2 separate regions of the Homo sapiens genome follow, and region 2 is linked to region 1. A link is a loop called in an ENCODE intact Hi-C map of the cell type or tissue named here. Cell type or tissue: breast epithelium. All regions are shown on one strand. Each heading gives the region's core, and the rest is flanking DNA. Links, peaks and the distances in the headings are about the cores only. Region 1 overlaps FNDC3B (fibronectin type III domain containing 3B). Region 2 overlaps FNDC3B (fibronectin type III domain containing 3B).

Region 1 (12,309 bases), core at 2,852-10,851:
AAGTGAGATGAGAAGGCCAGGCGTGGTGCCTCACGCCTGTAATCAGCACCGTGGGAGGCCAAGGCAGGGGAATCATTTGAGGTCAGGAGTTTGAGACCAGCCAGGCCAACATAGCAAAACCCTGTCTCTACTGAAAATACAAAAATTAGCCAGGTGTGGTGGTGCATGCCTGTAATCCCAGCTACTCGGGAGGCTTGTGGCAGGAGAATTGCCTAAACCCAGGAGATGGAGGTTGCAGTGAGCTGAGATTGCAACATTGTACTCGAGCCTGGCGACAGAGTGAGACCCTGTCTCCAAACAAAAAAAAAAAAAAAGTGAGGTGAGAAAATAACCATCTTACAACTTGCCACTTTTCAGAAGCTGATAAGCTGCTGTGAGCCCTGTTTTCGCATGCCTTTATGAAATGATTGGACTGGGACTTTTGCTTCCCTCTTTGTTCCCTTCCTAATCTAGCTCGAATGGTGTAGGTCCCTAGGAATCATTTTGTTGCTTGACTTGGGTGGGTGGTCCCTATAGTATATGAATTCAGTATATGACATCTATGTCAGACCCTAAAGATTATCAACAGGTAGTCTCGGTTCTCAAAATGTAGCATAAACCAGAATCACCTGGAGGGCCTGTTAAAACACAGTTGCTGGTTCTACCCCCAGGGTTTCTGATTCAGGTCTGGGGTGGGTGGGGCCAGAAAATTTGTATTTCTGAGATGTTCAGGGTGTTACTGATGTTCTTGGTTCAGGAGTTCTGAGACTCATGGAGGTGGAGATCGTCGGGGTTGGTGACATTTGTAAGAGAAGGGTATTTACAGAAGTTGTACCCTTAAATTAAAAAGAAGGCTCTCAGAATTAAGTCTGGTCACCCAATGGACAAAAGGGAAAAAAATTCCATCTAGATGCAGAAAAATAAGAAAAATTGACTTAAAAGATTATTATTTATAAGCTCAAAGATAGAATTTTTTTCTTTTTGAAAAATTTTTCCTCCCTTTTCTACAGTTTTAATGAATTGAGGTTTGAACCCGGGACTCTAATTTTCAAAGGATTTGTTTGTAGTCTTTCAGTTTCCATCTCCTAATTCAGTTGCTAATTTTATTAAGTTCCTAATTTTATTAGGAACTTGTTTTTCTTCACTGTGCCTCAGTTTCCCCATAATAAGAATAAATATGATTGCCAGAGATATCGTTAGGTTATTTTAAAGTCTAATGAATAATATTATGTAGTATTTGGAGATCATCAAGTTAGGAAACTTATAAAAAATATGAAAAATATTCTAAACATCTAAATAAGGGATGTACTTATTCAAGCAATAAGTACATCCCTTTTTCCCAGTCAACTGGGCCACGGTAAAAGAAGCAGCCAATGTGGAGGGTAAAAAAAATAGTGGGCCAATATGGAAGTTGGCTTCATTTTGTAAAGTACTATACAAAAATGGGAAAATTTTAAAGCATGAAACTGGTGAGAAAGGAAGTGACTCAGAATTCAAAATAGATAGGACTCCACACCAGTAATGATCTGGAACTGAGGAACATTGCCTACAGAAGAGAGAAGCCATGAGAGACAGTTGAGGTGAGTGAATTGGCTCCATAGTAACATGGAAAATGGAATTACACATTTCTTTTTTTTCTCACGTGGACAGAGACTATTGTAGCAATTTAGAACTTCGGGCCCTGTTTAAAAAAATCTATTTCAAGCGTCAAATTATTGATTGCCAGACTGAGTATTATTAGTAATTACAGTTACAGCACTGAGGAGTTTTCTCATAGTGTCTGAGTTCTGCTCCTGTTCAGTGGTTGAGTTCATTGATCATTTTTCTACTCCTCATTGCACCTGTCATGCTGGTATCAGCAATTAACATTCCTCAGAAGCGAATAGAATGCCAGGCTCCATCTCAGATGTAACTCAAGAACAACAGGTGCATTCTACCTATTCTTGGCTATAGACAGAGTAGTTAGAAGGCAAGTAATTAACCATAGAGCAGACTTTGAAGAAAATGAGATTCTTTAGAATTTGAGACAAAGTGCTGAAAAGTAGCTCTGGATAATGTATTTAGGAGACATAGGAAATGGCTCAACAGGAAGGGTGAAATAGCCTTACCAGTCTGGCCTCTTTAAATTTGTTTCAAGCCTGTTTCCCTTCACTGATACAAATCTTACTAACTCTGCACCTTCCACAGACCCTTTGTTATGTGCAGCTGTTTTTGTTTGTTTTTATGAAATTCACTTGAAAAGTCATTGGACTTGAATTTATACAGTAAAAAATCAATTAACTAGATTCTTAAATTTTCTCTTCCACTTTAAATGAAGACACCTAACGGTTTGAAACCTTCTGGCTCTGAGAAGAGGAAGAGGGTCCCCAGATACAGGTTTCAATTCCTTACCATTTAGTCTGGTTCCATTGATCAGGGGTTCAGTTTTCTCACCTTAAAATAAGAGGATTAGAACAGATAATTTCTAAAATTATTTTTACCACCCCTTTTCTCTTTTCTTTCTTTAATTCCTGTGGCGTTCTCTGCAGTTTATATGTCCCTAATTTTTATGAAAATACTTAAAGCTTTACTTAAATAGGTTCAAGTGTGGGCAGATTTCAAGAGCTTAATTATCTAGGATTTTCTACTTGAAAGTGAGATTTTAAATTATCATTGAGACCTTACTTTAGGTCCTACATAAATTTCTCTAAAATTTTATAAGCATATGTTACTCTTGACTAGTAACAACAGGAAAGAAAATTAATCCAGTGTGATTTCTCTTGTTTTAATAATTGCTACTTTAAAAAAGCTTGTGTATACCTTTTGTATGTTGGGTGTTTTTTTTTTTTTTTTTTTTTTTTTTTTTTGAGACAGAGTCTTGCTCTGTCACCCAGGCTGGAGTACAGTGGCATGATCTCAGCTCACTGCAACCTCCGCTTCCCAGGTTCAAGCGATTCTCGAGCCTCAGCCTCTCGAGTAGCTGGGACTTCAGGTGCCCGTCACCGTGCCCAGCTAATTTTTGTATTTTTAGTAGAGACAGGGTTTCACCATATTGGCCAGGCTGGTCTCGAACTCCTGACCTTGTGATCCACCCACCTTGGCCTCCAAAAGTGCTGGGATTACAGGTGTGAGCCACCACGCCCAGCCATGTCGGGTGCTTTCTCTCACTGGTTGTTAAACTTGGCTGCATGTTTGAATAGCTAGAGATTTTTAAAAAATACTGATGCTTGGGCCTCACCTTCAGAGATTTAGATACAATTATTGGGTCCCAGAATATTTTTAAAGATAGTATTGTCATAAGTATTTAGTTTACGTTGCACTTCAAAAAAAATTGTAGATTTAACTTTTATGTCTAATATTTAAGGTTTTGAATTATTTGTGAATGAAAAAACTCTAAAACAGAGAAGTGGTACCTTTTCATTTTAGGTGTACTGCCTCAGCTAAAGGATGTGTGTGTGTCTTGACTCCCCATCCCCCATGCGTACACCTCTTATCTGCTGAGCTAGATGGGATGGCCTTTCTGCTTGTCTCTCATCTATGGGGCATTACACATAGTTGTCCTTTTCCAGTTGGTTTTTTAGGATTATTTGGTGTCATTTTGTCAAATCTATGCCATTGGTTTTTAAATGCATCATTCTTTTTTTTTAAATGTCTCTACAAAAGAGATAACACCACCGATTAAGTTGACTTCCTTTTTCAGGAGATGTGAAAATGTGAAAAAGGTACTTGGAATCGGTGAAATATGCTTATAATTTTTTATTTAAAAAAAGTTTGTGGGTACATAGTAAGTGTATATATTTATGGGGTACCTGAGATGTTTTGATACAGGCATGCAATGTGAAATAAGCACATCATCGAGAATGGGGTGTCCATCCGCTCAAGTGTTTATCCTTCAAGTTTCAAATAATCCATAAAATACACTACTCTTTATTTTTCTCATCTAGGTATTTTTTAAAAAATAACAAATCTACATAGGTTTTTTTTCTAAGTTTGTGTTTGCATAATCATTTTGTGTGTATGAAAAAATTGAGATAGCTTTCTATTCAATCTCCTTAGTTGTAGAAATATGACTAATTTGTTTAAACATCATTGCTTCTAAATATGCCCTGGAGGACTTACATACAAGTCATAATCTTGTGATATTCTTTGTTAGTTTGTCTCATTATGCGGAAAGCCTTATTTATTTTTTGTGTGTGCATATGTATGCATATTTGTGTGTACTCATACAGACACACACACTCTGTATGTGTGAGTGTATATTTGCCAGTGCTACCACTTCCGTGTGTTCTGCTTTGTCTAACCTTTTGGTAAAGTCTACACTTTGGGTTTTAAATAATTTTAAGGTTTCCATTGTTCACGTGTTTGCTGTTGTAGCATTATCCTATTAAAAACTACATAACCCAGTTCAGCAATCTAAATGTGCTTCTAACTTTATATGGAAACTATTTAGCTTTCTTTACTTACCGTCTCCCCGACTCCACTCCCCACTCCCCCAACCTCTTTTTTTTTCCTACAGTGTTAACCAAGAGAGATATATTACCTTTGGATCTAGCCCATCTACCTCTAGATACTTCACTTGCATAATAACTAATTTAAATTTATTCCAGATGTACAAGAAGTATTTGAGATTTGGTAGTTTTAATTTTGGAAATGCTTTTAAAATGTTATCCTAGATTAGTAGGTGATTTTTCTTCCATGAAAATGTATATTTATTTAAAACCTGCGGTAGCTAATTAAACTTGAAATACCCTAAGTCCTCATGTAATGTTGTGGATAGGTTCTTGGAAACTGTAAGTGAAACATATAACAGGTCCTTGAGTTGCGTTGTTTCCTTCGATGTGGATTTGTTACAGCATTGATGAGGGGAAAAACGGTTATGCGTTATTTCACTCAAAGTTGCAGCTTCCAGGAACCTGTGGATGACGTTATGTGAGGGCTTACTGTATTTCTCTGGTTTTCAGTAAGTTAAAAGGTAGCAGAATCTAATATTTTCATTCTCCCCATCAGTAGAGGAGCTGGTGATATCCACTTGTGGATACTCAGTCCCTGTCTGATCACCAGGTTTGATGAATTGGCCGCTCACTTTAGAGGGTCTGTCAGGCTTCTTCATGTTCACAAATGACTGGAAATAAAAAGGAATACCTTTTACATCACCAACTCTCTAAGTACCTATATAACATTTCGGTTTGTTTTGGCTGCCAATTCCTCTTCACAAAAATCGCTGGTTTTGCAGCCATAGGTGGCCTCCTGGCTCTGTGTGGTTTTCTCCCTTTACTGGCTCACTCTTCATGCCCATATTGCTGTAGACCTCTCTTAGAAGCCTCACCCCTTCACTCCCCACTCCTTTTGCATTTGGGTTTCTGTGTGTATGTATGGGGTACTTAACGCCTTCTAAGTAGTAGCGCAGTGCCTGGCAAAATTGTCAGAATCAGGATCAGAATCAGACTGCCTTTGCTGTGTTTCCACGGGTGTGTTGCATTGCTTCCTGTCCGTTCTCCATCCATTGCCCATTCTCCGTACCCTTCATGTCCTCAACTACTCCCTGTCTTCACCTCCTGTTTCCTGTTTTTTCTCCTGTTTCTGCCACTCACATTCTCCATGGGAAGGGCTTTTTTTTTTTTTTTTCTTCAAACCTGGTATTTTTGGAGAGAAGGTTTTGACATTGGGGCTGTCTTTTAAGAGCCCTTCCCCTGATAGCAGAGGGGAACGTGCTCAACTTACAAAGTTTCTGAAAAAAATCACACTTCTTCTTTTCACGGGACCCCTGTTTGAAATTTGCAACAAATTAAATGCTTAGGAATCCAGGTGCCTAGGAGCCCTGCTATTTCAGCTCTTTCCCCTTAATCATGTTGGTTTACATGAGGATTGATTTTGGACTCACTGGGCCAGCTACGTGAAATGTGGTATTGTCATTGTCTCTTTGCACAGAACAATTCATTTGCTGCTTGTCGTGAATCCATCCTGTGAGGTATTATGATGACATCTGGCATGGCTTCTTTGTTTACTGTGTTTACCGTATGTGTTTAGAAGGAAAAAGGCCTGTAGTGACCACTTTTCTGTGTCGGCCCCTGGGTCAGGTTTTCCATCCTGACTCATGGGTGTCGGGACCGCTGAGATTGGTTGATGGGGTGTGCAGAATTTCCTCTGTCGGGCTTGGGAGCCAGAAAGCCACGATGAAGTTTGATTTGGCTTGTGGCAGCCTTTTCCAAATGTGAATTTGGATACAGTACAGTAAGCCCTCTAAGAAAAGGAGAAGAAGAGAAAATAATAACTCTAGAGCTGGGAATATCTGGGGAACATTGAAAAACGGGGAAAGTCTCAAAGATAGTATTCTGTGTCTCCCCTGAGCTGGTGTTGCTGTAGTGCTCAGAGGCCAGCCTTTTTTTCCAAGCCGAGTGCTCCCTGCACTTGGGAGAAACCACAGAGGCGGCCTCTGTCCTGCATGTGCTGCACGCTGCCTTGCTCCAGACTGTCTTGAATGTGACCTGGCAGCCAGTGCTGTTTCCTGCTGACGTGGCCTCCCACAACTGAGCAGAACAGAGCCACCTCAGTGTACTGAGGAAGGAGCAGGCTGGGGGCATGAATCACCAGCGGGATACGGAACAAATTCAGAGGGGAAAGCGCCTAACTATTCAGGTTTCCTGGTAGATATACTTAAAAGACACCTTTCTTATAGGAAGGAAGGAGGAGGAAGAAAAACAGGAGTGAAGAATGCCTCAAGAGTCAAACAGTGATTTGTTTGGCCCTAGGAAGGATTTCTTATCAGCAGGAGTTACCTTCTGGGGTAAGCCCCAGTCTGTCTCAAACATCTGAGAGGATGCTTTGAGGAGGCCAGACTGGACTGCAGCCTTCACAGCCACACTGTTGCACAGGTTGGTGGCGATGTGAGCTCTTAGCCCTATCCTGCAGACAGGTAGTAAAGAAACAAAAACCTAAACCAAAAGACTAGAGTTTGTGTCTTGGTGGAAAAAGTTCCCTCAACTTGGTAGGAACTGGAGAAAAGGACTCTGAGAAACTGCTCAGGAGCAAATCCTGTGGCCTAGTTTTCCCTTCAGTGCTGTCAGCTTCCCGCTTGATGCTCGATAAGCGCTTGTTTCAGCCACTACTGAATATTTTTTGAGTTTGCTTATTTGAAGGCATCCAGGACAGCTCCTTGTTACTGTCTTCTAATAGGCCCCCCAAAAGTCATAGTATCACAGAATTTTAGAGTGAGATGGGACTTTAATTGTAATCTGATCGAGACCGTTAATGGTTTCTTTTTTTTTGAGACAGAGTCTTGCTCTGTCACCAGGCTGGAGTGCAATGTTGCAATCTTGGTGCACTGCAACCTCCACCTTCTGGGTTCAAGCCATTCTCCTGCCTCAGCCTCCCGAGTAGCTGGGACTACAGGTGCGTGCCACCATGCCCAGCTAATTTTTGTATTTTTAGTAGAGACGGGGTTTCACCATGTTGGCCAGGATGGTCCTGACCTCGTGATCCGCCGTCCTCCGCCTCCCAAAGTGCTGGGATTACAGTCATGAGCCACCGTGCCCAGGCTATGGTTTCTTCTAAGAAGTGATCGTAGAACTTTGTCTTCAGTTACTCCCACCTGAAAGCCCACTGTACAAAACGTGCAGGTGGAGCTGACTGAGGGCAGAGAGGCCGGAGCCCAGCTGCTCATCTTTCTTTTAGTAGTGGCCCTGGAAACTCTTCCCCTGACCATTCCACACTCCCGCATACTTAATTGAGAAACCACTGATGAAATCTACAACCTTAATTTTATAGGTGAGGGAATTTTACCTTTGGTAGGGTCACGGTGTTAGGTCATTATGATAACTTTCAAGGTGCCTGGGAATAAAAGTTTTATAACTTTAATCTGTCTCCTGCTTTTGAGCCTTCGTGATCTCTCCAGGAGCTGCTGTAATGGCTTCCCACCCTGCGTGGGAACAAGTGGGGTGCTGGTGGGACAAGTCGGGGGCTGGTGATGTACTCTATGTGTTTGTAGGTCAGAGCTGGAAACCACAGAGAACAGCCCAGGTGGTTTCATTAGTCTAGGTGTGAGGTCACTGGGGGGCGGCAGTAGGATTGGAGATGGAGGGAAGCTTTGAAAGGAAGAGCCCTTAGCATTTTAAAGTATGGTTAAGTTTTTAAGTTACAGAAACTGGATATGGAAAATTACCAAGAGAACTTAGTCAAAGATGATCCTCAAATACCCAGCCAAAGTCATAGGGAGAATGTGGAGACTGTCTGACTTAGATAGTGGAAAATCTTTCTCAGTTTTCTTTGTTTAAGCTTCAGTAAGTCCCTCTCGTGGAGGATTCTTCTTTGGAGATAGGAAAGCAGTTTGATTCCCTGATTCTCTTTACAGCTGTGGCATCCCAATCTGATTGTTGGATGAGTTTTGGTATATGGTGTAACCCTTAGTTCCTGGTGTGTCAGTTGTCTACACAATTCACTTGCATTTGTTTTCTGGATTGTTCAGCCTAGATTATGGAACAGAACCAAGGCAGATTCAGGTCTGTCATACTGACCTCATTCCTGGTTCAGCACTGACTTTCCTGCATAGCCTCAAGTCTAGTAGGTAGGTGGACTTGTGATTACAAACAGATTTTGGAAATCATTTACATTGGCCAGGTTTTCCAGTGTTTTCCCCTTTCCTGGAAGCCATTTTCTCCTATTGCTCGCCTCTAACTCAGTCAACAGAAGCCTCTGCCCAGGGCAAACAATTTTGTAAGAAAAGAGAGCAAAATAGGAGTGAATGGAGAGGATGGGATATTAAATATGTAATAGGCCTATTTCCATTTTCAGTAAAGTCACTTGATTTCCTTTAAAGAGGCTCTGATTTTCTTGAACCATGCCTTGGTGGAATTAGAAAGTTACCCACATCATTTATGGTATTTTGTTGTTACTGTTGTAGGCTGGATTTGTACTTGGTCCGGGACTAGAAGGGGAGAAACAGCCTTATCTGTTAATCCGTTGCAGTGGCAGAAGAGCTGTATATGTAACTATATGCTTTTTTCCTCAACTTATACTGGAAAAAGAAAAAAAATTGCCCAGAGACTCTTTTTCTAAATGGTTTTGGTAAATGTATTCTTCAAATACAACTGCGAGTAGGAGGCCATGTCAGTGGGGGGTGATCATTCTTTTGTGTGATGGTAATGAGATAATTTCTGCATTACAGATTTTCAGGAGACTCTTTGTTTAAATGAAACTTCAGAGCCCTCACAAAGCCTCACAAGTCTCTTTGCCTTATTAAAAAAAGTTTTTATTAATCTCATGTGTTTTGCCATCATCAATTGCATAAACAAATAAAATTGTTTTGAGCAATAGAACTAAGGCTGTCATTTGTTTGGCATCCTGTCCTCTCTCCTTTTTCTCAAATACAATTTGACAAAATCTGGCTCCGAGTTGCTGTTGTTCCCACCATTAGCCATCGGCTCCAAGTGGCCATTCCCTCTGGTCTTGGATGGAGGCAAGAGGAAGTGTGCGCAAGACATAGCCAGGCAGGTTGCTGCCTGAAGGCTGGCAGCCGCTTTCACATGGGCTGGCAGGGATCTGCAGCCAGCAAGTGACTGGCACAGGAATTTCCGTTGCGTTGCAAGAAGGAACCAGGTAGGCCTGAGGGTGTCAAGTTGCTAGCCAAGATCTTCAACGTTTCTTTGTATGTATCCTTTGCTAATTGAACCTGGAAAACCTAACCATGAAAGGGATCTACAGAGAAAAGTGGCTAGTGCTGAGTTTTGAAGTTTTTTTTTTTTTTTTTTCCCCACTGTCTGCTCTCTAAAGCAACCAGTATTTATTTGGTTAAAAAGCAGCTAATTAATCTGTTTGATCTTGATGTGGAAATGAACCGTATCGAATTCCAGGTCAAATCACTTATCCTTGTAGAATGTTTTTTTAACCTTTTGAGGTGTGTTTCATCAGATTACGGACTATCAGAAGTTTACTTGTCCTCAATATTCCGGTCTGCATGGTGACATGGCTATTGTTCTAATAACAGTGCTTTTAAGTATAAACCTAATATTGTCTACAAAAAGAAAAGTCACATTTATCAATGGACTGTGAAAAGTTGTAAGGGGATTGTGTAACTTAATTATACAAGCAGTGTCATATATGATACTATTCTTGAAAAATACCTTGCCATCTGGTCCCATTTATCTGAGATGAGATCTGTTGTTATTTTTCTTTTTCTCTTCTTAAGTTTCGCTAAGCTGCCAGCAAATATTATTTTCCTTATTTTAAACATGAAGAAACAAAGGTCCAGATAGGCCAACTAACTTATCCAAAGTAGTGGTAGAGCCAGAACATGAACCCAAGATGGTACCAAAGCTCCTGGTATTTTTTTTTTCAAACTTTTATTTTGAAATAATCATGAATTTTTAAGGAGTGGCAAAAAATGTGCAGGGAAGTTCCATGTATCTTTCACTTAGTTTTGCCTCATGGTAACATCTTGCATAACTATATTTTAATATAAAAATCAGGAATAGACATGAGTACAGTCCACGGAACTCATTCAGATTTGTAATAATCACTACCATAATTAAAATATGGAGTGGTTCTAGCACCAAAAGGCTCTCTTGTGCTAGCCCATTATAGCCACTCCCCTTTCTTCCTGCTATCCCTAACTCCTAGTAACCACCCATCTGTTCTCCATCTCTAAATTATTTCAATAGTGTCATGTAAATGAAATCTCACAGGATATAAGTTTTTGAGATTGGCTGTTTTCTCAGCCTAATTTCTTTGAGATCCATTTGTTTTGTGTATCAATAGCTTATTTCTTATATTGCTGAGCAGGATTTCATCATATACATGAATCAGTGTAACCTGTTGAAGGACATTTGATAGTTCTGGCTTTGCTTGAACATGACTTTTAGTTTTTTGGGATAAATGCCTTCTGAGGTCTGAATGTTTGTGTTCCCCCAGAATGCATAGGTTAAAACTTAACCTCCAACGTGATGGTATTAAGAGGTGGGGCCTTTGGGGGCTGATTTTATCATGAGGACTCAGCCCTTATTAATGGGATTAGTGCCATGATTAAAGAGACCAGAGGGACCTTTTTCACTCCTTCTACCCTGTGTGGACACATGGAGGGGTGCCATCTATGAGGAACGGGCTTTCACCAGGCATTGAATCTGCTGGTGCCTTGATCTTGGATTTCCCAGTCTCCAGAACCATGAGCAATACATTTCTATCATCTCTAAATTACCTTGTCTATGGTAGTCTTGTTACAGCAGCCTGAATGGACTAAGACAGTACCCAAGAGTACACTGCTATAGCCTATTATTATAATTGAATGTTTCGTTTTATAAGAAACTGACAAAATTTTCCAGAGTGGTTGTACTATTTTATGTTTCTATCAGCCATGTACAAGTGATCCCGATTCTCTTCATCCTTGTCAGCATTTGGTCTGATGTTTTTAATGGTCACTGTGGCCTTGATTTACATTTCTTCAATGGCTAGTAATCTTGAGCATCTTTCAATGTGCTTATTTGCCTTCCGTATCTCCTCTTTGATGAAATGTCCTTGTTTTTCACCCATTTTCTAATAGGATTGTTTGAATTTTTTTTTTAACTGCTGAGTTTTGAGAGTTCATTATATATTCTAGACACAAGGCCTTTTTTGGATATGTAATTTGCAAATACTTTCTTGTCTTTCCCTCCTTTAACAGGTTCTTCTGCAGGGAAAAAGTTTTTCATTTTGATGACATCCAATTTGACAATTTTTCCTCTTATGGTTTTGGTGTGAAGTCTAAAGACCTTTGTCTACTCCCAGACTCCAAAGATTTTTTTCCTTTTTGTTTTCCCTACAAGTTTTATAGTTTTACATGGAAGTCTATGATTAATTGTGAGTAAATTTTTGTATAATGTGTGAGGTTTAGGTTGAAAGGCTCTTCTTCTCTTTCTCCTCCTCCTTCCCTCCCCTCTTCCTCTCCCTCCTCCCTTATCTTCCTTTCCCACCTCCTCTATCAATGTCCAGTTGCTCTAGCAATATTTTAGAAAATACTGTTTTCCTCCCTTGCATCACTTTTCACCTCTGTTAAAAATCATCTGGGGCCGGGCATGGTGGCTCACGCCTGTAATCCCAGCATTTGGGAGACCAAGGTGGGCAGATCACAAGGTCAGGAGTTCGAGACCAGCTTGAACAACATGGTGAAACCCCCTCTCTACTAAAAATATAAAAATTAGCTGGGCGTGGTGGCACATGCCTGTAATCCCAGCTACTCAGGAGGCTGAGGCAGGAGAATCCCTTGAACCTGGGAGGCGGAGGTTGCAGTGAGCCAGGATCGCACCATTGCACTCCAGCCTGGGCAACAAGATCGAAACCCTGTCTCAAAAAAGAAAATTATTTGGGTATATTGGTGTGTGTCTGTTT
Region 2 (12,309 bases), core at 2,153-10,152, 150 kb after region 1:
ATGCAGACCAGAACAATATTCACGGGATATGAGACCTGTGGATATGCAGGGCCAACTGGGGACTTGAGTATGTGTATACGCTCTGTGGGGGTGGGGTCCTGGTACTGATTCCTTGTGTATACTGCGGGACAACTGTGGATAGAGTCTTTTCATGCAAGATGAACATTGGTGGCAGGAGCTAGAGGCTCACGTGCCCAGAGAGGCTCAGCAGGTAACATACATGAGCAAAGTGGAAAGGCTGAAAATGAGGTGAACAGGAGAGCTCCTGTTGCCATCGAAAGGAAGCAGTCACCACTCAGCCTAAGTTGATTGTTGCTAAAATTTGCTGATTCTTTGAATTTTTTTTCAAAAGATGCTGAAAATCTGAATTATTATACAAACTTCCCTGTTATTAAATTAATGGAACAAATGCAAGATATTTTAAAGATACAATGTAGGCCAGACAACAGAGCTTCAGGCAAGGTCTGGACACAGCTTCCAGTTTTCAACTTAAAACCCAGCCTTTTATTTGGAATAGTTTCAAACTTATAAGATGTCCCCAAAATAGAGAAATCAAGGAATACCTATATACTCCATATCCAGATTCACTTGTTATTAACTTTATACTCTGCTTTATCATTTGAACTCCTTCCTCTTTTCCTCTTTCTGTCCTCAATCCACATTTTTTTCCATAAGTGTTTTTTTTTTGAGACAGAGTCTTGCTCTGTCGCCCAGGCTGGAGTGCAGTGGCACTATCTTGGCTCACTGCAAGCTCCGCCTCCTGGGTTCACGCCATTCTCCTGCCTCAGCCTCCTGAGTAGGTAGGATTACAGGTGCCCGCCACCACGCCCGGCTAATTTTTTGTATTTTTAGTAGAGACGGGGTTTCACCGTGTTAGCCAGGATGGTCTCGATCTCCTGACCTCGTGATCCGCCCTCCTTGGCCTCCCAAAGTGCTCGGATAACAGGCGTGAGCCACCGCGCCCGGCCTTTTTTTTCATAAGTTTTATATGTAATGGTCCCTTACTACAAAATACTTCAGGATATTTCCTATAAGAATTTTTTTAAAGAACCACAGTGTAATTATAACTTCATAAACTTACATTGATATGATACTTTTATCTGTTGTCTATATTCCAGCTTTTGTCGCTTGGTCTATAAATAATGCCTGTTATATTTTGAAAAATTGGGCAGTTTTCACCCCTTCCCGCGCAGGAGCTAGTCTAGGGTCATACAGTACCTTTAGTTGTCATGTCTCTTTAGCCTTCTTTAATTTGGAACAATTCCACAATATTTCTTATACTTTTATGACACTGATATTTTTGAAGAACACAAAGTAAGTCACATGCACACACACCTTTAACCTTTTTAAAAATTTTCAATAGAACATTCCTTATTTTGGTTGGTTACTTCCTCATGATTTAAGGTGAGGTTCAGTTGCAACTTTTGAGGACATAAATGGTTTTATTTTATTGAAGAGAGCTATTTGTTCGGTGCATTGGTAAGTGAGGAAGTGAGATTGTGATTTTTCTTAAGACAGTCCAGAGTTGAGATAATTGAGGTTCCTGCCAAGGTAAGTGTGGAAAGTGCCTTCTGTTAACAGCTGGTATGATCATTTTTATTCATTTGTTTGTTCATTCATTCATTTGCTTACTTAGTTACTTATATGTATTTACTCGTAAGAAGTGATAAGATCTTTTAGAATTTTATTAGTAAGTTAACCATGCCATTTTCGAGATCTAAGATGGCATCATTAAAAAGAACCTGATTTTCTAGTCCCAAACAAATAATAATATCAAATAAGAAAGTTTATTTCTGGTTTATGGTGGAATCTGACATAATAGTTCATGAATTATTGTCAGTACATTACTGGACACCCAAATTCCAAATCTCGTTTGCTTTTGAAACTGGAATTAGCAACTAATGAATGCTTTTTCTTTACAGTGGAGAAGAATTAGAATGTAACCTGAAAGATCTTAGACCAGCAACAGATTATCATGTGAGGTGAGTTAGGATATAAGAGCCAAACTGTATTGGAGAATCCAGGTGGCTAAAGCAAAAACATGTACTCCCTTTTAAGTTTTTGGTGAATGTTGCTTACCTTGCTGAAAGTTGTAGAACCATGGCTTATGGGCCATTCATTGACTCTCAAGAGCATCGTAACTGGGAAGACACAGAAGCGCTTCTGTGAACAGAAAAGTAGGTGTTAAACACTGAAAATCATTTTAAACATTTTAAAAGTAATTTTACATGGTCTTCTAAGATCTATTGGACTATGGTTTAACAGTTTCTTTCTGTAAAACAAATGAAACTTTTGTCACCATGGGCATATCATTGTTTCTTATAGACCATCATATAAACTGTTTATTCAGACCAAATGACTGAAGAAGCCCTTTCCATGTTGCAAGCACACCGTTAGACCTTAAAAGCTGGTAGATTTTGAAAAAGACAAGTAATACAAGCATCAAATTATCTCTGATGAGAATTAACTCAATTTGGCTAAACAGTTAACCCATGTGGCATAGTATGTAGCCTGAAATCTCTCCTGTGATTTTCTGGAATCTCTACTGTGACTACTCTGGAAGGTAGGGCTAGCTTATTTTAGGAAGAAACCCAGCCAACCACAGATCTGTAAGGAGGAAAGTGTTATCTGAATTTTTTAGAGAGACCATCTGATTATTTAAAGATACATCCATCTATTTATTTGCCAATAAGAAGGTCTGAATATGACCCATAACACTAAAAAAACTTTTTTTTAATCTTTATTTTATCTAATATTTAAGTTCCCCAGAAAATATAGTTTTATTTAACTGGATGTACAACAACACATTGTTTCCCTTTTTTTTTTCAATTATATATGCATACATAAAGATTGCAGAATAAAATTGTAAGCATGAAATATACATCTATTACTATACTTTCCAAAGGTTAATTTACATCATGAGTTTCTTTGTGATTTCGGGATGAGGTTGGAGGCAAGGTAGCCTAGTAGGAAGAGCGTATATGAATTACCAGGAGGCTTGAGTGTGAGTCTGGTTCTGCCCTGAACGGGCTGTTTTAACTTTGGTCAATTCACATAGAACGCTCTGCCATGATTTTCTCAGTTAAAAAAAAGGTAGTAAAGCAAGGATGTGCGTTGAGGATGTAATATCTTATTAGCTGCATAAGTTCTTAAAAATAAGTTTAAAGTAATGTATATCAGAGTAAGTTGTTTTGTTTTAAGGCATAAAGTGCACATCTGCTCAGCTATCATATTGTTTAGATGAGCTCTCTTGCAACCATCTCCTCCTGTTTAAATCAAAACTTTGGATTTTGAGTCAATTAGCTTCCGCCCAAACGTATTGAGCTTTTCACACACTCTGTACAAGAAGATCTGTGTAATTTGTGAAGCTAAGATGATAATAGAAATGGTTTAACCATTATTCAAAATGGTCAATTTAACAACAAACCAGAAAATGTAAAACCAGAAAATGTAAAAGTCATGTAAATGTTATCTATTATTCATTGTTAACATATGTTTCTTTCTGCTCCGTGCTTTAACAGTTTATTGTTCCTGTGGTTAGTAAAGGTTTACTTTATTAATTTCCTGCTCATTCATGAGCTTACAATATCCTTTTTAAGAAACTTAAATGTTATGAAGAGTCTTCTCTTTATTTACCATCCTGTCTGTTGTTCCATTTATTTTTTTTTTAAACCCTTATTACAAAGGGTAAATTTGAGAACACTTGCTCATCAGCTATTTTTACCGACAAAACCTATGAACATCTTGAACTTCTGGGCAGATAGAATAGTTAATGGATTCCCCAAAAGGAACAGGATGGGAGCATGACGTGGTTACCATCTAGGGGCCTTGGGTCTAGACTTTCTCCTGACACATTTGGGACTCCTTGCATTTGGTATTTGACACACATGTGACACCAAACACGTACAACCTAGGGTGCCACCAACTGTTATTTGTTCTACCTCTCTGCTTTCCAGGAAGATAGGAAGTTCTCTCTCCTTGGGGATGGTCAATTTTAGTATTTTTTTAACATCCTTTCTCTCCTAATAAAAACGTCTATAGTCCAGATTTAGTCTTTGTGCACTGCCTAATGCACAGTCCATATAGATCATACGTTCTTTTTCCTTTTACAGTCTTGTCTTTTTTAGGCTAGAGAAGAATCTTAACACTTGCAACTCTTATTTAGATGTAGCTTCCTCTGCCTTGAATTGCTTCGGTGAAGCAGCATGATGCATAGTGGACATGGCTTGCAACTTGAAGTTAATGGCTCTGTCATTTACTAAGGGTGTGTACTTAAGCGAGCCATTGAAACTTCTTTGGTCTCGCTTTGTCATGTATAAAATGAGAATGATAATGATACCAGCCTCAGGAAAATAGGATGAGAGCAAATATATGTGCAAATCTATTTTAGACCTGTAAAGTCATGTATAAGTGCTACCTTTTGGTTTTCCCAAGCTCGTTGCAGTTTTTCCAAGCTGTGAAAATAAAAAGGACTTAATGATGCAAGTTCTTTGAATCTGTATATAGTTTGATCATATCACTCACATTTTTATTGAGATGAAGATGTATTTTACTTGACACTGAAAACAAGGAGCAAAATCTCTTTTTACAGTCCAGTTAATAATCTTAGTTCTGGGAATGTAAGCTTTTATCATGTAGAGTGGCCGCAAATATTTTAAATGTAGCAGTCACCTATAAGGCCTCAAAAGGCCGTGTGGAAATAGTTTCTTCACTAAATTTTCATAACAGCAACTACAGAAGAATTTCATTACTGGACAGCTGCAAAATAAACAATTACGCTGAGTGCAGTGGCTCACACCTGTAATCTCAGCATTTTGAGAGGTCGAGAGAATGACTTGAGCCCAGGAGTTCAAGACTAGCCCAGGCAACATAATGAGACCTTGTCTCTACAAAAAATGAAAAATTAGCTGGGTATGGTGATGTATGCCCGTGGTCCCAGCTACTGAGGAGACTGAGGTGAGAGGATCGCTTGAGCAGAGGGGTTGAGGCTGTAGTGAGCCCTGATTGCAGCTGCTGCACTCCAGCCTGGGCAACAGCAGGAGACCTTGTCTCTAAATAAATAAATAAATAAGTGAATAAATTCCTTGCCATTTTTGTTTGTGCATTACCAATTTAGAAAGTGATGGAAGTCTGTAGAGCCAGTTATGAAAACTGAGATATTTCTTTTAGCAGCACAAAACAAGGTACATTTTTTCTTCCAACTCTTAATATTGCAACATTTTGATTAAAAGTGTAAGATTTCTGTCTTAAATCATGTACTGAAGTCTCACCTAGACTTCTGTTCTTGTATTCCTTGTTACTTTTCATTTTGCTACTCTGAGTCTATCTTATTCACATTGATTGCTTGATATCTTCATATAATGCTTTTTCTCATTTTCAACTCCCCCGGCCCATGCCCGCCCCCATATTAGTATTATTGCATGAGTTCACCCATCAGACACACAAACCTTCTTCTTTTTCAATAGCAGTCTCAGTCATGAAGCCCTGTCATTTAACTGCCTGGTAGTTGCCTTCAGTTACTAGGCCAGAACAGCTCTTTCCACCAACTCACTGTTACTGGGAATATATTGAGACTAGTGGCATCCTTTAGACAGTGCTGTAGCTCACATGCCTGTGGCTGCTCCAGTTGGCATCTGACATGCCATTTGAGCCAGATTCCACATGGAAAATTATATTCCAAGACATTTCAGGTTTACAAAATGTTTCTTCTTTTCCACTTTTACTATGAGGTTTTGTGTATCATTCTTACACGTCTGTTCAGTCACTATTCTTTTTTTCTCCTAATCTCCTAGTGGTGATTGAGGAAGATAATACCCCTCTATGATGCATACATTGATTAGCAAAATTTAGGAAGACCTTTATTAAAATCACTTTCATATTTGTTACCCTATTCTTAACACAAATAAATTTTTTTGGTTTAATGTTCATACAATATTTCAAAGGAATCCATTTGTAATTGTCAAGATTATTCAGTGCTTCTGTAAAGGGCATTGTGTTATGTATTGTATAAAGCCACTAATAAAAAATCTCCTGTCTCTGTGTGTGTATGTGTGAGAGAGAGAGAGAGAGAGTGTGTGTGTGTGCATGTGTGTGAGAGTGTGTGTTTGTGTGTGCCTGAGAGAGAGAGACAGAGACAGAGAGACAAGAGATTGTGTGGAGAAATGAGAAAAATCCAATATGTAAATAAATTGCATTATATTTTAAATACTTATATATATATAAATATGTAATTTTACAAACATGAACATTTATACATATATACATTTATTTGTACAAATAAATATGTATACATACACAAATGTATGCTGTGTATGCATCTGCCAGAGAAGTATATTTGTCTTTTAATTGGTAGTTCTATAATTAATAATGGCATTACAATGACCATTTTACTGCGGGAGTCAACAATTTATATCTTTATCAGCGATAGGATAATCAGTAATTTGAGTGATGGAATGGATAGCAATTTCATGAAAATTTTGAAGCAGTTTTCTAGTCATCCGCCTAAACAATTTGGCAAACAAGTTGCCCAGAGATGATATCATATAATGACATTTCCCAGAAAAATTGTGCAATGAAACATTTCCAAAAATATGGTTGACAAGCACAGTGAAGGATTATAAAATACATGTTATTGACCAAAAACTGTGGCTCCTAGTATGTTACATCGTGCTAGAAAAAGTTGGAGGCATACTTCTGAAATTCTTGGAGCACCTGTTTCCTAAGCATTTAGCCAGGATTTAAGCTGAAACAAATGTGAAAACAAGATTAATTATATTGTTAGAAAAATGTTTTCTTTTCTTGGGATAAATGCAACAAAAACTGAACTGTTTGCTGACTTATTTAACCCAAGAAACTGACCGTACTCTACAGATACTCCTTTTACATGATGATATTTATGGAAAACTCATTGCCATTATGTGGAAAAAAAAAAAATTGCAGTATTCTTTTAAAATGTAGCATCATTAGCAGAGATTTTTCTTTTCTATAAAAGTTATTGGTAAAAATGTTGCTAGTCACTATAACAGTAAGTTGCTGTCCATTTACTGAACTACTATAATTGACAGATGTAATCAAGGGATACTTAAGTGTGGTGCCAATTTTTGTACTATATGCAGCATACTTACATTGCCATGCAAAATGGCTGACAAAATATTATGTGTGAAAAGCATTGACCCTTAGCATAACATTGTTTAAGATTAAAGGCAAGAAAAATAGCCAACTCCATCTGGCCCATACAACTGTCTGTTTTCAACAACCTCAAATTTCTAACCTGCATCAGGTTCTTTTACTTTTATCCTCACTGCCATCCTCCCAGCCTGGCCACCAGGAGTCTCCATCACTTACGACTCTCCAGCCTAGGAAGTATGGATTGCTGCCTCCAAGAATCCCACTAAAAATGAACAAAGAATTTACTGAGACCAAATTTACCTTTCCCCAGACAACTGACTGCATCCTGCTAGTACTTTGCAGGCTGTTTCCCTGCCTTCCTCCCTCTGCTCTATTATCCAGATGGATTTTTGGCGGTGGCTGTTTTTGGGAACATATAGGACCTGATCTGCCTGGGTATACTTCTGCATTTGTAGGCAAATGCCCAGTCATTGCAAACTGACATACTTACTGGGTGGAGGCAGAGAACCTAAACAGCTAAACTGGGTTGGGTAAGGGTCAGCTGAAAAGCAGTCTCAGTGCTGTGGAGACAGTAGGAATGATGGGGACTCTAGCGAACTCTGCAGCACCTGCTCCATCTAAAGCGGGGAGCTGCCCACAGATTTAGCTCATTACTACAGGGCAGGAAAGAGGGCCGAGTGAGGCCAGGTGCAGTGGCTCACGCCTGTAATCCCAGCACTTTGGGAGGCCAAGGTGGGTGGATCACCTGAGGTCAGGTGTTCAAGACCAGCCTGGCCAACGTGGTGAAACCCCCATCTCTACAAAAATACAAAAATCAGTCAGGCATGATGGCAAGTGCCTGTAATCCCAGCCACTCAGGGGGCCGAGGCAGGAGACTCACTTGAACCTGGGAGGCAGAGGTTGCAGTAAGCTGAGATCATGCCATTGCACCCCAGCCTAGGCGACAGAGCGAGACTTCATCTGAAAAAAAAAAAAAAAAAGCCAAGTGTTGCTAAAACCTTGAGTTTTTAAGAGAAGCCAGAAGTTTGGTTTTTAAAATGAGAGCGCTCCAGATATTTTTCAGTGAAGGCTTAATTTTTACTTTTTTATTTCAGAAAATGTTAGATATAGTCAGAAGTAGATAGTAGTTTAGATAGTAGTAGTTTAATGAACTCTCATCACTCAACTTCTGTTACCTCATTGTCCTCACTTACCTCTCCCCTGCCCTGATGATTTTGAAGTAAGGTTCAGACATCATATTATTTCACCTATAAACTATATTACCATCATCACACACACCTGAAATGTCTTCACAATCCCGGGACTGTTCCCATTTCCTCAGTTCTAAGAATGAAGATTTTGTTTCTTTAGTTTGTTGTAATTGGAATTCAAATGTGTGAATATGTGGTTTGGTTGATATGTCTTAAATATATTTTAATCCATTCATTTTTCCCTTTATCTTTTTCTCTTTCTTGCAACTTGTTTGTTAGATTAATTTGTTTGTCCTGTAGAGTCTTCCACAAGTATGAGTTTGGCTGACTGCATCCGTGTTGTGTTGCTTAATATTGTTCTCCTGTCCTCTATATTTCCCATAAAGCAATGAAGAGGTTTAATCAGATACAGGTTCAGTTTTTCTGCCAAGACAGTTTTGTAGGTAGTGACATAGTCCTTTATTAGGAATGCATGGTGTCTGGTTGTCTCTTTTTGTGATGGTCATTGCCTGTATCTTTTAATTCATAGGTGGCTCTAATACTTCAAAACATTATGTTTTTGCACACTGCCACCACACATACACATGTGTCTTGGGTCAGATGCAACCCATGAGTCACCTGTTGGAGAATTCTGTGTATCAAAGTTCAGGCTTGAGCCCTGCCCATGTCTGGAACATGTTGTGATTCATTTAAAGTAACTTACTCCCAGTGAGCCCATCCTGACACAGGGAAATGATCTTACCAGATCTACCATTTAGTTTTATATTATCACGTGCCTACTTACAGTGCGTGCAAAAAGGACCTTTTCCTTCATCAGGGGTTGGGTGGAGAGCATCCCAATGATAAGCATTATTTGTTTGGATCAAATTTCATGCTGTCCTCCCATAAGGCAAATAGATCAAATATGTAATATGTATGTATTTTTATCTTTTGAGGTACAAAGTAGACATATCTATTAGTGCCTTTGACGTATGGCCTCTATGAATTTTTCATGATGGACTTTGTGGAGAAATGACTTTGCAAATCACACACACACTTGGGACCTATCTTCCATAATGTTGTTATCTTTACCTGTTGTTTGTGTTCATTGGGTAGGGCTAAGGGAAGTGGATTGTGGTGTTTAGAGGAACATGATTGCAGGATGAACAAGGGGAATAGGCAATACCGTATATACTGGTTAGACTTCCAGGGATAAATACCATTGATCCAAATTTCTAACTGTGTGGCCTTGGGAAATGTACTTCATCTCTGTGTTTCCTTCTGTCTGCAATGGGTAATAAGATTTCCCTACCTCAGAGAGGGTGGCTATAAGAATTAAGGGCTCAATATCTATTTGCCAACTCTGTGAATAGTTTAATCCTTGCATCTGTTTTAGGCAGCAAAGTGTTCTTTGTTGTTGTTGTTTTTTAAGAGTACATTTTCAATTTTGAAAAAATAAATTCCCAGTATAAAAAATGGAATAGTAGGAAGATGATAAAAATCAGCATAGCCCTATTTTATGCTATTTGAAGAGTGTGGCATTAATAGTATGTTCTATGCTTTTTCTTCATGGCTTCTCTGGAGAAATCAAGCACATATGTTGCAGTGTTGAGCCAAACATTTTAGTGTACAGACCGAACATCTTTAATCTTGGCTTCATGTATAAGAGTTAAATATTCACGTGGATTAAACTGTACCTGAACATTGTTTTTGTGGAATTAGAGAAAGTCACACTTGTTAGCTTCTCTGTGAAACATCCCTAGTTTTACATAAATGTGTACAGTATTAAATGTAGTTCAAAGATGGTATCTACCCTGTTTGTACTTTTATGCTTTCTCTCCAGTCTGTGACCTCTTATTACTGTTTCTTTTGCCTTTTTATCCAGCTCTTAACTCTTAGCCTTTTTCCAGATAAAGTCAACCAGAGAGTAGCTCATGGGGTTTTAGAACATATATTTGGAGATCGTTCTGGGGTTAAGGTTTATTTTCTTACTTAGAATAATCTCTTCTAGTCAGTAGATCCTGCCTATCTTGAAATGGAGCTGGGTGGCACACACTGAGACAAATACCTGTTGGGATGACTGTCCCCTGTTAATGCTAACCATAGGTCAGGACAAGACCAACAGATAAGAGCAAGAGCATGATACTCACTCCGTAAGAAATTCTGTTCATCTACAGAAAGCCTTAGGGTGAAACAAAGATAAGAATCCTGGTCTTCTATGATGAGTCACTGCCACTGACTGTGTCTGTTTTGTTTTCAGGGTGTATGCCATGTACAATTCCGTAAAGGGATCCTGCTCCGAGCCTGTTAGCTTCACCACCCACAGCTGTGCACCCGAGTGTCCTTTCCCCCCTAAGCTGGCACATAGGAGCAAAAGTTCACTAACCCTGCAGTGGAAGGTGGGTAGCTCAAAGCATCAAGAATCGTCTCAATTTAAAAATTAGCCAGGTGTGGTGGCAACGTGTTCCTAGTCCCAGCTACCTGGGAGGCTGAGGAGGGGGGATCACTTGAACCCAGGAGTTTCAAGGCTGCAGTGAGCCATGATCACGCCACTGCACTCCACCCTGGGCAACAGAGAAAGAGTCTCGAGTTAATATAAGGTCAGTCTATAGCCATTTGAAATATTTTTTAGCACGACTCCAGTCTTGTGATATGTTTGGTTTTCTGCATAGTAAGTATGTGCAACCAACTGTTATATCAAAAGTTGTCATTTCTGTAAGAGTTGGGCAAAGGGGTGGGAGGAGGGAACTGCAAAATCTAGCTTTAGCTTTTTTTTGCAGCAGTATTTTCTAAATGTCTTCAGGTCATAAGCAACACGTATAAGTGATATAGGTACTTAAAATACCTACATCTTATCACTTTCTAATAGTCTAGCTCATTTCAACAAACATTTGAGGACTTTAGCAAAAAGTTTTTATCAAGAAAGATTCAGAGATAAAGTAGTTTTATGGCCCTTTTGGCACATTTCAGTGGTGATACTGAAATGTTTAATACATAAAACAACCTAGAACATTTAGTGATCTAAACTATGTTAGTACTTCATTAAGTTTCACTACTTAGGCCATACACCAGTCAGGATTACTAATTATTTAAGAAAAAAAGACTGAATTATATATTTTCATGAAACACAATTCACTGGCTAAAATTAGCTGTTACCAAAGAGAGATCATATTGCCCCTTCCTCAAGAGGCATCACTAGCTTGTTAATCATAGTTGTGTGTTTGTGAGAAAACAGTAGATTGTTATCAATCTCTATAGCAGTTATTTCTCTACATCAATATTTTAAAATATAATTTAAAATGTAAAATAGATGGAGGTAGAGATAAAGATTTAGGGTTTGGGGGGAGAATAGTAATGTGTGAAAGAAAGAAAATGGCTAGGAAGATCCATTATTAGTGAAGAAATATTTTATCTTTTCATTTCTGGCCCAGAGAGTCAGGTTGGTCTAGGGAGCTGATGAAAGCAATTGAGAGTAGTGGTTAGCAGCAAAGCATGGGCCTCAGTTGATCCCTCTTAGGTGGGCAGCTGCATTCTCATAGCCAGTGGCCAGCATTGAGTGTGTTACTTGGACAGAAGCAAAGTTTAAACTGGCTTAGAATCTGAACTATTTTATTTTCCTTCCTGGCTTCCAGGGATAATCCAGGTCAGTGATTCCCCACCTTTTCAGAGTTTTAACACCCAACTGGCATCATTGTTTAATTCCTTAGAGTATACACATCCATTTAAAAAATGTGCTCTATATTTACACATACATATGTAAATATATCTTTGTAAGGAAAGAATTAAAATCCATTTTGTTTGGAAAATATAAGAACTCATCTTTAGATGACCTGAGGGATCCCGGGGTCTTATAAACCTAAAGTTGGGAATCACTGATGCATACTCTGCTTAAAACCTGGATGAATTTCAGGTCTCAGGCAGACCAGCAACTTCAAGAAAGAATTTTCTTATTAGGAGGAAAACGTTTCACATTTTCTTTCTCCCTTTCCTCAATTGTAAATCAGAAACATAC

Evidence for each region. A loop is a pair of places that touch in the nucleus more often than their neighbours do. Peaks named below come from ENCODE experiments on the same cell type or tissue, not always from the same donor. Only the 100,000 strongest peaks of a DNase experiment are listed, where the experiment ranks them.
Region 2: a loop joins it to region 1, with 7 times the contacts of the local background. A loop is called at or near these places in 3 of 110 quality-filtered maps.

The regions. Positions count from the first base shown.
Region 1 is chr3:172,147,012-172,159,320 of GRCh38, forward strand. The region is part of intron 3 of FNDC3B (fibronectin type III domain containing 3B); the gene reads left to right. It overlaps LOC124906304 (a long non-coding RNA gene), which reads left to right and starts at 11,701. Exons shown (of 2, transcript XR_007096169.1): 1 at 11,701-11,781. RefSeq lists enhancers at 6,268-6,562, 6,275-6,364. In breast epithelium, for the core only: a CTCF peak has its summit at 9,389; DNase peaks (open chromatin) are centred at 6,450 and 9,490; H3K4me3 peaks cover 866 bases; H3K27ac peaks cover 5,411 bases.
Region 2 is chr3:172,296,806-172,309,114 of GRCh38, forward strand. FNDC3B (fibronectin type III domain containing 3B) reads left to right here. Exons shown (of 26, transcript NM_022763.4): 9 at 1,923-1,982; 10 at 10,558-10,696. Among named protein-coding and RNA genes, the nearest start is that of GHSR, 150 kb to the right of the region's middle. RefSeq lists enhancers at 4,016-4,684, 8,774-9,068. In breast epithelium, for the core only: no CTCF peak of the experiment used is centred there; no DNase peak of the experiment used is centred there; H3K27ac peaks cover 87 bases.